Linked DNA regions of Homo sapiens: regions 2 and 3 are each linked to region 1. A link is a contact called in ENCODE Hi-C data. All regions are on one chromosome and are shown on one strand. Each heading gives the region's core, a stretch centred on a gene start or an enhancer-like site at or near the end of the contact. The rest is flanking DNA. Distances are from core to core; before and after follow the strand shown.

Region 1 (3,082 bases), core at 583-3,082:
CCCCCCCCAAAAAAAAACTTTTATTTCTTTCTTTATGGAATAATCAGATCAAATTCCCAACTCAGTCACTACATAGCACTTAAATTTCAACCTGCTGTACTGTTATCACATTCTTTTAAATTATGATTACATAAGGCTTTAAAGAAAGAGATCCGTAAAGTTTAAAAGAGGAGCAGTTTCTTCGGATATTTTACAAATGAGCTTATCTCTTTAAAAATGTACACATTTAACACACACATATTAAAAAGAAAGAAACGTCAGGGAGAAGCGAAAGAAGGCTGCCCCATCAATGAAATGGTTATTAACCCTCAGAGAAGGAAAGAAGGAAAAAGAAAAAGGAGAAAGAGAAACGAAATGTACATACAAAAGAAATTGTCCTTTGATTAAAAAAGATTCATCACCATTTCCAGCTCTGTCGGGAGATCTCAGCTTCTTCTAACCCCTCAAAGAGGAGGTGACAATGTCGGGCTGAAGATAAACGGAGGGAGAAAGAAAGAAGTTTTTTGTGTTTCCCCCTTCTCTCTTTCCCTCCCTTGCCCCCTCCAAGCCAAGCCCCCTGCAGAGTTCAAGGGGAGGAGGAAGGAAAAGCACTTTACAGGTGGGTCATTCCAAGCCCAAATCCAGCAAACAGATCGGCTGATAAACAAAACCAAGAAATGAGAGAGAAGAACACCCCCCTCCTCCTCCTCCTCCTCCTCGTCCTCCTCCTCCTCCTCCTTCCACCCCTCCCCCTCGTCCCTTAGGGATGGTCTAGTAGGAAAAGTCACTCAGGAATGGCACCACGTACTTTCAGGAAAGAGGAAAAAAAAGAGAGAGAGAGAGGTCAGTCAGTGCTATAGCAATGCGATTAACAAGAGAAAAAACTTGATCCACCGGTTCCTTAAGAATCGACCAAAAGCTAAGACAAGAAAACTGAAAGAAAAGGGGGGGGGGGCGGGTAGAGGGGAGGGACAGTCAGGCAGAACCCAGCTAGGAACCCAGGCCAACTTCACAGGACTGTTTTTGGCCCTTGGCAAAAAAGAAAAAAAATAAATAAATCTTAATTCCATCTCTTTCGCCCATACTAGAACCTGTCAAAGTGATTTAACTGCTGCCTGTTTACATGTGTCATACCAGGGTTTTTGGTTTTTTTTTTTTTTTAATTCCAACAGGATCTGGATATTACCTTCTATCTGGACAGCTTCAATTTATTCCAGCCTACCCAATCTTTCTTCTTGGAATTCAAGTTAAAACAAAGCAAAACAAGTCCAAATTCATGACAGCTATAGAGATGAGAACTGATTAATCGATTAACATCCCAGAAACAGATTACAAGGAGGGGACGATAAATTAAGGCAGAGGACATCATCTTCAACCCGATTCCCTGAGCGTCCTTTACAAAAATCATTACCCTAATCAGAACCACAATCCATCCCTCCCAGAGAAAAATACCTATATTATTATTATTATTACTGGTTAACAGCAACAAGTCATTTGATCACATCACAGTGCAAAACGAGATGCTATATAATTACACTTAACTTTGAAAACACTCCCCCCTTTGCAAATCATACACATATTTATATATAATCTATGAATCAGAAGACAAAACAAGAGCTGTTCTTCACCACGCAAAAGCCAAGCGGAGATTTACCTCAGCAGTGCATGCAGTAAAATAATCCCATCACCCTTTTGTTTGTGTTTACTGTTAATGTGTCCTCTGTCTTTCTTTCTTTCCTGTGCCTAACGTGTGTTTGTGCACTGCAGTTGGTGGTGGAAACTAAGGCAGTGGATCTGTAGCTAAGGGTAATCCTGTTTTTACTTCCTCCATCTTCAGCGAGGAGCAGGGTTAGCCCGGGACAGCTGGTCAAACCCCGAGAAACCGATCCGGTGGAGCCCGAGCACATCTCCCCCGCCGGCCGGGCTCGCGCAGACGCCCGCGGGCGGAGGGCGGGCTGGCGGCGGCTGCGGCGGCGGCGGCGGCGGGCGGCTGGCGGCGGGCAGCGGAGCCCCGGGCGCGGGCGAGCGGACGTGCGTGCGCGCGCGTGCGTGTGTGCGGGGCCCGAGCGCCTGTGCGTGTGTGTATGAGAGCGCGTGTGCGCGCGCGCGCGGGCTGGCGGGCGCGTGTGCGCGTGTCTGCGCGCTAAGCCGCTCGGCGCGCTCGGCAATCGATTACAGGACAAGTGCTGCCCCGGAGGCTCCGCGACGCGCGCACTCCCTCGCGCCCACCCGCGCGCCCGGCCGCGTCGCCCCCAGCCCGTTGGTCCCCGGACTGCGGACCCCGCCCCCGACGGGGGCCAGGTAACCCGCTTCCGAGTGTGCCACGGCGACCCCCATCTCCCCTCCCCGTGTCATAATAAATCTCACGTTTTCTGCCGGCTGGAGGCTTGGAGCGGTGAGGTGACGTTCATTTCGGCCGCGTGAAGTTTTCTTTCAAACTGGGATTGGTGGGGAGGCCGGGGGAAGGGAGCGGGGCGGCGATCTTGGCGCCCTGCGCGGAGTCCGGGAGCCGCGTCCCGGCCGAGTCGGGGAGTGTGCGTGGAGCCTCCCACCTACTGGTCTCCGCCGGCAACTCTGCGGCCCCATTTCGGAAAGCGCACCGCATTGACCGGGACCTGAAGCGGGATAAGAGGGGTCCTGGGGAATAGACTGAGAAAGACATTCATGTCTGAGATGAAGCTCAACTATTACTATTTTGAAAGTGCTTTAACAGTGCAAGTTTAAAAACTAAAGTGTTGACTTGCTTTTTCTCCCCCGGGGCATGTGCCACGTCTTCCAAAGTCAAAGGAACGGATGAGTACAAAAAGTTGCTACCCTTGAAGTGTTACCTATCACTATCAACCACAGCTTGTTTATTTGGAAAGAACTTAAGTGAACCGTCAAGAGAAAAACAAATGCATATTCTTTCTACAAATAGTAGCATTTAGTATCTTTCCTGACCACATTTGCGAAAAGAGGGAATAGAGACTTCTATAATTAAAGGGAAAAGGAAAATGAAAGGAGCTGAAAATAGTGAACTGTGTAGTCTGGATGGCTGAAATTTGAAAACACATGAAATTATCAGGACTGCCAAACGGTGTTCCTGAGAAACCATATCACAGAT
Region 2 (3,109 bases), core at 442-2,941, 2.7 Mb before region 1:
GTAGCCTTCTACCCTACACCTCTTCTTCATCTCTTTGATTCCTCCTACCTGCATTACTGACCCAAGTTAATCTATAATGTGACAAGTGTTTTAAGGAAAAAAACAACCATCAGACCCACAGATTAATTTGACAGGGATGAAATCTGTAAGGCCTTTATATCACATAAAATGTCTTTTGTATGGCTGACAAGTTTCAAAGAAATAAACTGGTAAAATTTTTAAAGCGTGTGCCTTGTTTCCAACTTAACTCATTTTCAAAACTAAATTTTATTTTTTTATTTTTTAGAGACAGGGTCTCTGTCACCCAGGCTAGAGTGCAGTGGTGCAATCATAGCTCACTACAGCCTCGAATCTCCTAGGCTCCAGCAATTCTCCCGCCTCAGCCTCCCAAGTAGCTGGGACTACAAGCTTTCCACCACACCTGGCTAATTTTTAAAAAAATTTTAGTAGAGATAAGGTCCTGCTGTGTTGCACAGGCTGGTCTCAAACTCGTGGCCTTAAGCAATCCTCCTGCCTTGATTTCCCAAAGTGTCGGGATTAATGGTGTGAGCCACTGCACCCAGCCAAAAGTAGGTATTCTTAAAAATATCTGTATTCCCTCTTAACAATTATGTTCACCCAATGAGGCATGAGAAAACACAGGCCCCTAGTATTTTACATCCAGGTTCTCTTTTGCACAGTGATTTGTGACATGCTAACCAGTTTAATTTACAAGTTTCTTTTTTTTTGTTTTCCAGCTGTGGATATGCCCTGTGGAGTGACACCGGTACAAAGAACTTCAGGTTTCCTAGGTCCCCAAATTCTCTAAGCACTAACAGTTTAAAGACGTCCTTACCATACACCACCGTTTGCTCTCATCATTACCCTGAACGCACTTGTGTATAATCACAAAGGAGTAACACGGCACATGTGAATACCGTTAGGATTCTTCACCTCTTTTTAAGAAGCAAACCAAAATACATTAAAAAATGCCAATTACATAGTAAACTACATATTTGCCAATTTTTAAAATTTATACTATCAATAATTGAGTTTATTTCAATTAATAATGTTAACAATGACACATTTAACATTATGTTAGAGCTCAATTTGTATATATTAACATGTATTTTTAAATAATTTACGTATTTATCGTCGAATCATGTATTTTTTTAAAGGGGGATGCTCAACTCTCTCAGGCAAAAATGAGCACCTTTCCGAACACCGTGGGGAGAGGCAGGGATGCAGGCAGACATATCCTAAACTCACCCTCCCGGCAGCATCAAAGTAGCCTTCGGCCAGGGATTTGTTATAATCAGCATAAGGATTCGGGAAGGCCCTTTGAGCCATGACGCCGGAAGCAAGCCTGCAGAACAGGGGAAAAACAGAAACTAGGTTGAGATAGGGGCCTCGGCCGAGTTGCGAGGGCGGCGGCGGCGCCCAGGTATCCCCCTTCCTCCAGCTCCAGGGCCATCGAGCCGTCTCGGCGGTCCGAGTGGACCTCGGGCCCACTGCGGCCCAACTGCTAGGACATGGCGCCTTCGCGAAAAAGCTGCCAGGGCCCTTAACCCACCCGGACAAAGAGGCCCCGTTTTGCAACCCCGTTCCCACGCCCGCGACTTGAAGCAAGTGCGCCTCCCGCGTCCTGAAGCCCTTCTCGGCCCTGGCCTCTCACCCCGCAGCCCCGGACAGTAACAGAAGGGCTATTTTACCGCCCAGTTCCTGCCAGGAGGGCCAATCAGAGCCTTCGCCGTTCCCGAGACCCGCCCCCTTCTCTCTTACAGTTTGTTAAAGACACAGGCGTGTAATTTCTAAAGGATAACGCAGGGTATTTTAATTACTGGGTAGCAGAAGTGAGGACCTAGAATCACGCGGAGATGTGACCAATATTTCCTACCCTTCTTTAATTTTTCTTATTTTTAAAAAGTCAAATTTAAGTCCAGAGTCATAAGAAGTATATATTTTTTTAACCTGGAGAAGAAACAGACTGCTTTTAGATCTGAACATGCTGGTATTTCTGCTGTTCGCAATAGATAAAATTTGGCGGGGGGTGGGGGGATAATGTCTCTCCAGGGACTTGCCAATCTTTTCTTTTCATTTCTTAAAACAAACAAACAAAAAAGCACCACCATCATTAACAACAACAACAACAAAAATATGCCCAAAGGACAGGATATCAAATAGCAGTTGATAATACTTTGGGGAAAGCACATGAAAACACAAATTACAGCTCTTAGGAAATTTATTCTGTTCCTTAGCCTAAATTGGACTATAATACTGGATAACAAAGCTCTAAAAAATACTGAAAACCAACACAGCAGGAGATCCACAACATTCAATTTCAATGTTTTAACAGTCCCTGCTATCTGAAACATTTTTCTTTCATTTAAAATTAAATCCCACCTGGTACATATTAGGCCCATTCTATTGCTCAGAGAATTTTGGAGTTCAGTTAAAAAGTCAGCCTCACTCTCTCCTTTTCCTTCTCTCCGGTTTCAATGAAGAGTCCTAGCTCCAGACCTCCAACTGGAGAAGCTCAGTCTCCACCCCAACTCCCTCCCTCCTTGGCCTAAGTTTGTCCTTCTGAGGCTGCCATCCCAAACTCTACTCCTAATCCCTCCCCACACCCAGGTTTGCTCTTTTAAAATAGTTGCTTTCTTAGGAAATGTAGTTGCTTTCTTAACCTCATCAAATTCATGAAGATTTAGCCGAGGCCCATGGTGAGTCTTAAGCTGGATATCTCTCATGTTTTAAAAGATGGGTGTTTGAAGGAGCAACTCACAAGAGAGAAAAGGAAAACGAGAGACATTTTATCAATTATTTTTTCTTTAATGATTAAAGGCTATCCATTTATCCCACTCACAGTCTTTAAGCAATTAAATATTACTGTTGTTAAGCAAGGCAGGATGGTAATTGTATATTTTCATAGTATGCCTCTATCTTATTTTACTAATCCTTTCCCCTAATGATGGACATTGTTTCTAACTTCCATACTACAAATAATATTCTTGGAACATGTGCTTTTATGAATCTGTGTGAGTATCCCTGAGACATACACCCAGCAGTCAATTGCTGGATCATATGAGATTCTGTACTTAATTTCCCCAATGTTGTTAGATTGCTTTCCAAA
Region 3 (3,191 bases), core at 329-2,828, 3.0 Mb before region 1:
TATTTCCCCAACATGTGGGCTTTTAAAAAATTCACTTTTGTTATAAAAATAACACTACTTGGCAATTGGTAGAGATTAGGAATCACTTTTCCTAATACAAGGCATTTCTTCTTTCTTACAATCTCTTAAGACAGAGACCATATTATGAAACTTTACAAAAACGAAACAAGTTTGACATCAGAGAGGTGACTAACCCAAAGAAATGGCTAGTTATTAAGAACGGGAAAGGCAGAGACCACTCACTGTTAAGCCTCTTTCTCAATACTGAATTATTTTTAGAGTCATTTTTTCCTAGTCAGAAATTGCCAGTTTTGTCTGCAGTGCTCACTTCACTTAGGTTTTGTGGCTAACAAACCTGCCCCATCCAGCAATATTTAAAATTATTACTGACCCAAACTCAGATGAAGTTAAGCAAACTGGCTAAAGACGAAGGAAGTTTGTCTCCTAAACCTCGCCAGAACATGAATGTCCTGAAGTTTGGGGAATCAAAAACGGAATGTGCTTACCACAGTTCAAACAAAAAAACAAACAAAAACGGACTCTCCCAGAGTAAGAAAACATTACAAGAACGTCCATCCAGTGCCTGCCCTCCCGACTGCAAAGCCAGCCTCTTTCCTTTCCTGTGGTTTCTGAAACGGCCAGGATACCGCCTGGTATTTCTTGCTACCAAACACCACGCAATCTGACTTTTTCCAGCAAGACCGGTCCCTTCCTCAGCACACCGGTGACACAAACTTGGAAGCACCGTCCCTCAAAAATCCCCTAGATTCTGCTCTATCCCATCTAACTCTAAAGCCCAAATCTACGTTTTCCTGAAAGAAAGTGTGAAATAAATAAAATAGGGGTCTCATCAAATCCAGTGGGCTCCGCCTCAGAGCCGCCTCAAAAGAGCCGTCACCACACCCCCAATGGGTGAGGCTCAGCCGATGAGGCAAGAGGCGGGTCCAGGAAACCACGTGTTCTGCCTTCTGCGCACGCGCCAGCCAAAACAAAAGGGAGGTCTGCCAAGCCCCACCCCCCACGTGACCGGCGTCCAGGTCCGCCCCCACCCCTCCCTAGACCCCTTCCCTCCCCAGCTGCCAAGGCTGTTAGGTTTAGCCGTTTAAATTTGGCTGCGGTCAGACCCCCGCCCTAGAGCGCGATCCCGTGCCGAGACCAGAGTCCAGCAGCCCAGAGGATTCGGGGGGCGAAGGGGCTGCCGGTCGGTCGCCTGACCCGCAAGTCCACCCGGCAGTCTTCTCCCCTCCCCGCGCTGCCGCCGTCCCCAAGAGGGAAGACCCACCCCCGTCATCCCGCCGCTGAGACGCCGGCCACTCGCCTGCTGGGGCGCCCTGGCTCCCCTCCGCCGCCGCACCTTCGGTCCGGCCGTGGTGGGGGCTGCTGAGGTGATCTCTAGCTGCCCGCCCGCCTCCCCCACCCGGGGCGCCGCTGACTCGTCTCCAGAGCGCGCCCCGCTCCCGCCCCGGCCGCCGCCGCCGCCGCCGCCGCCGCCGCCGCCGCCGCCGCCGCCGCGGTTTAACAGTCCGCCCGCTGCCCGCAGCTCCGTGCGGCTCGGGGGGACGGAACCCTGCCGCGGTCTGGGAGCAGTGGGCGGGGCCCGGCGCTAGCCAATGGCAACGGGGGAGGGGCAGCGCCATGCAAATGAAGCGGGTGGCGGGGAAACCCCGGCAGGGGGCGGGGCCTGCAGAAGCGGCTCGGAGTGTTCTGGAAGTGGCAGGAGCACGACTCCCTTAACTCTGGTGCAGGGTTTACCTCGGCTCCCTCGGGACGGGTTCCGTGCAGCTCCTGCTTCCTCCCTTCTCTTTCCCAGTGCCATCCCTGGCGAGGGGGAAAAAAAAAAACACGGCCAGGAGACTTCCCACCCCTGCTTTGCTATTTTTGTACCTCCGTGACAGAAAAACAAAACCCTGAGGAAAAGTCAGGCGACTTCATTCCCTGCCGTCCGCGCCGGGGCCTCGACTACTGCTGGCGTCCGCGGCTTTCGCCCGCCGCTCCACAGGCGAGTTTTAAGAGATTTCTCACAATTGTCAAGTCCGCAAGTCTCCGTGCGTTTGCTTTTATTTGGGCCGTGCGTTCAAATGCGCTCATAATTCTTTCTGACCCTCAGAGGGGCCCTGAAGTAGGTGACAAATTTGCCTTGGATCCAACTGGGTGGTTTTATGATTAAAAAAAAAAAAACAGACAAAGCAGTTTTAAGTCTCTACAAATCTGGTTTGAGTGGCGCTGGACCTAACTCCCCTCTGCAGTAACGCTGTCAAATAAACAAACGGAGTTTATGTGGAGATAGTTGGCCAGCGACACCCAAAAACACTTCTGAGCGTCTTGCACCTGGCCCCGCGAACCGCTCACCACAAAACAAACCTGCACCTGGGCACTTCCCCAGCCAAGAACTCGATTTTTTTAAAACTGAACTCTAAATGTAGCTTCTTAGATGTTGTATCACAGTCTTTCCTAAGCACCGAATTTACACATGAAATGATTTAAGGAACGAAGAGCACTAGGCTTTTTAAGCCAGAAGGATAATAGCCATTATTTTAACCTTATCAATTGGATAAGATCCCGGGGGCGGAAGAGGGGAGAAATCCAAGGAATTGCAGTCATAACAAAGCGTAATCCGTAACATAGATAACTGGAATTGGAAAATTAGCTACTCGTTCCTGGTTCTTCTAGTAGATTGTGATATTACTGAAATAATTTTTATGACCAGCTGCATTTATTGGAGCTATATTTTTTTAATTACTGAATAATTGCACCTCGATATGGGGCAAGGGAAGAATTTTAGGAAATTGATTTACTTTCATTGTAATAAAAATTGTAAGCTAATGATGTGTTGTGAAAAATAATTAAATCAGTAAGTATTTATTGGATATTTACCATATTCAAAGGACTGTCCTAGTCCCTGGGGACAGAAATGCAAAAATGAATAAAGTATTTTTTAAAGTTTTGTTTTTTTAATTAGCAGTTTGAGACATCTAATAAGCATGTGTTAAGATAGATCAAAGGAAGATTCTGGATTTGAGTTGGACGTTTAAAAGACTTAAGAGAGAGGAGGAAGGCATCAATAGTTCAGGAGATAGTGTCCTTGGGTGGTTTGAGGAGATGTTGTGTGAATATTTGGGGGGCAGAAAAGTACATTGTCAACTAGATTGAGTAAATCTTGAATGACAGGAATTCAGATTTTAACCTGAAGG

The links. A loop is a pair of places that touch in the nucleus more often than their neighbours do. Pooled maps may share reads with other maps.
Region 2: a map of sigmoid colon shows a loop between it and region 1 (7-fold over the local background). The contact joins the promoter of LANCL1 here to the promoter of IKZF2 in region 1. A Hi-C loop is called at or near these places in 1 of 168 maps with a recorded cell type or tissue (sigmoid colon) and 12 of 50 pooled maps.
Region 3: a map of CD8-positive, alpha-beta T cell shows a loop between it and region 1 (6-fold over the local background). The contact joins the promoter of KANSL1L here to the promoter of IKZF2 in region 1. A Hi-C loop is called at or near these places in 1 of 168 maps with a recorded cell type or tissue (CD8-positive, alpha-beta T cell) and 8 of 50 pooled maps.

What each region holds. Positions count from the first base shown.
Region 1 is chr2:213,149,780-213,152,861 of GRCh38, forward strand. IKZF2 (IKAROS family zinc finger 2) reads right to left here and starts at 1,833. Exons shown (of 9, transcript NM_001387220.1): 1 at 1,634-1,833; 2 at 365-468. RefSeq lists silencers at 1,924-1,983, 2,064-2,423.
Region 2 is chr2:210,475,068-210,478,176 of GRCh38, forward strand. LANCL1 (LanC like glutathione S-transferase 1) reads right to left here and starts at 1,692. Exons shown (of 10, transcript NM_006055.3): 1 at 1,553-1,692; 2 at 1,249-1,345. The coding sequence starts at 1,329. It also overlaps a transcript of CPS1 not described here.
Region 3 is chr2:210,169,831-210,173,021 of GRCh38, forward strand. It overlaps KANSL1L (KAT8 regulatory NSL complex subunit 1 like), which reads right to left and starts at 1,579. Exons shown (of 15, transcript NM_152519.4): 1 at 1,319-1,579. RefSeq lists enhancers at 604-1,238, 666-845, 1,239-1,874, 1,875-2,508 and silencers at 1,036-1,345, 1,466-1,795.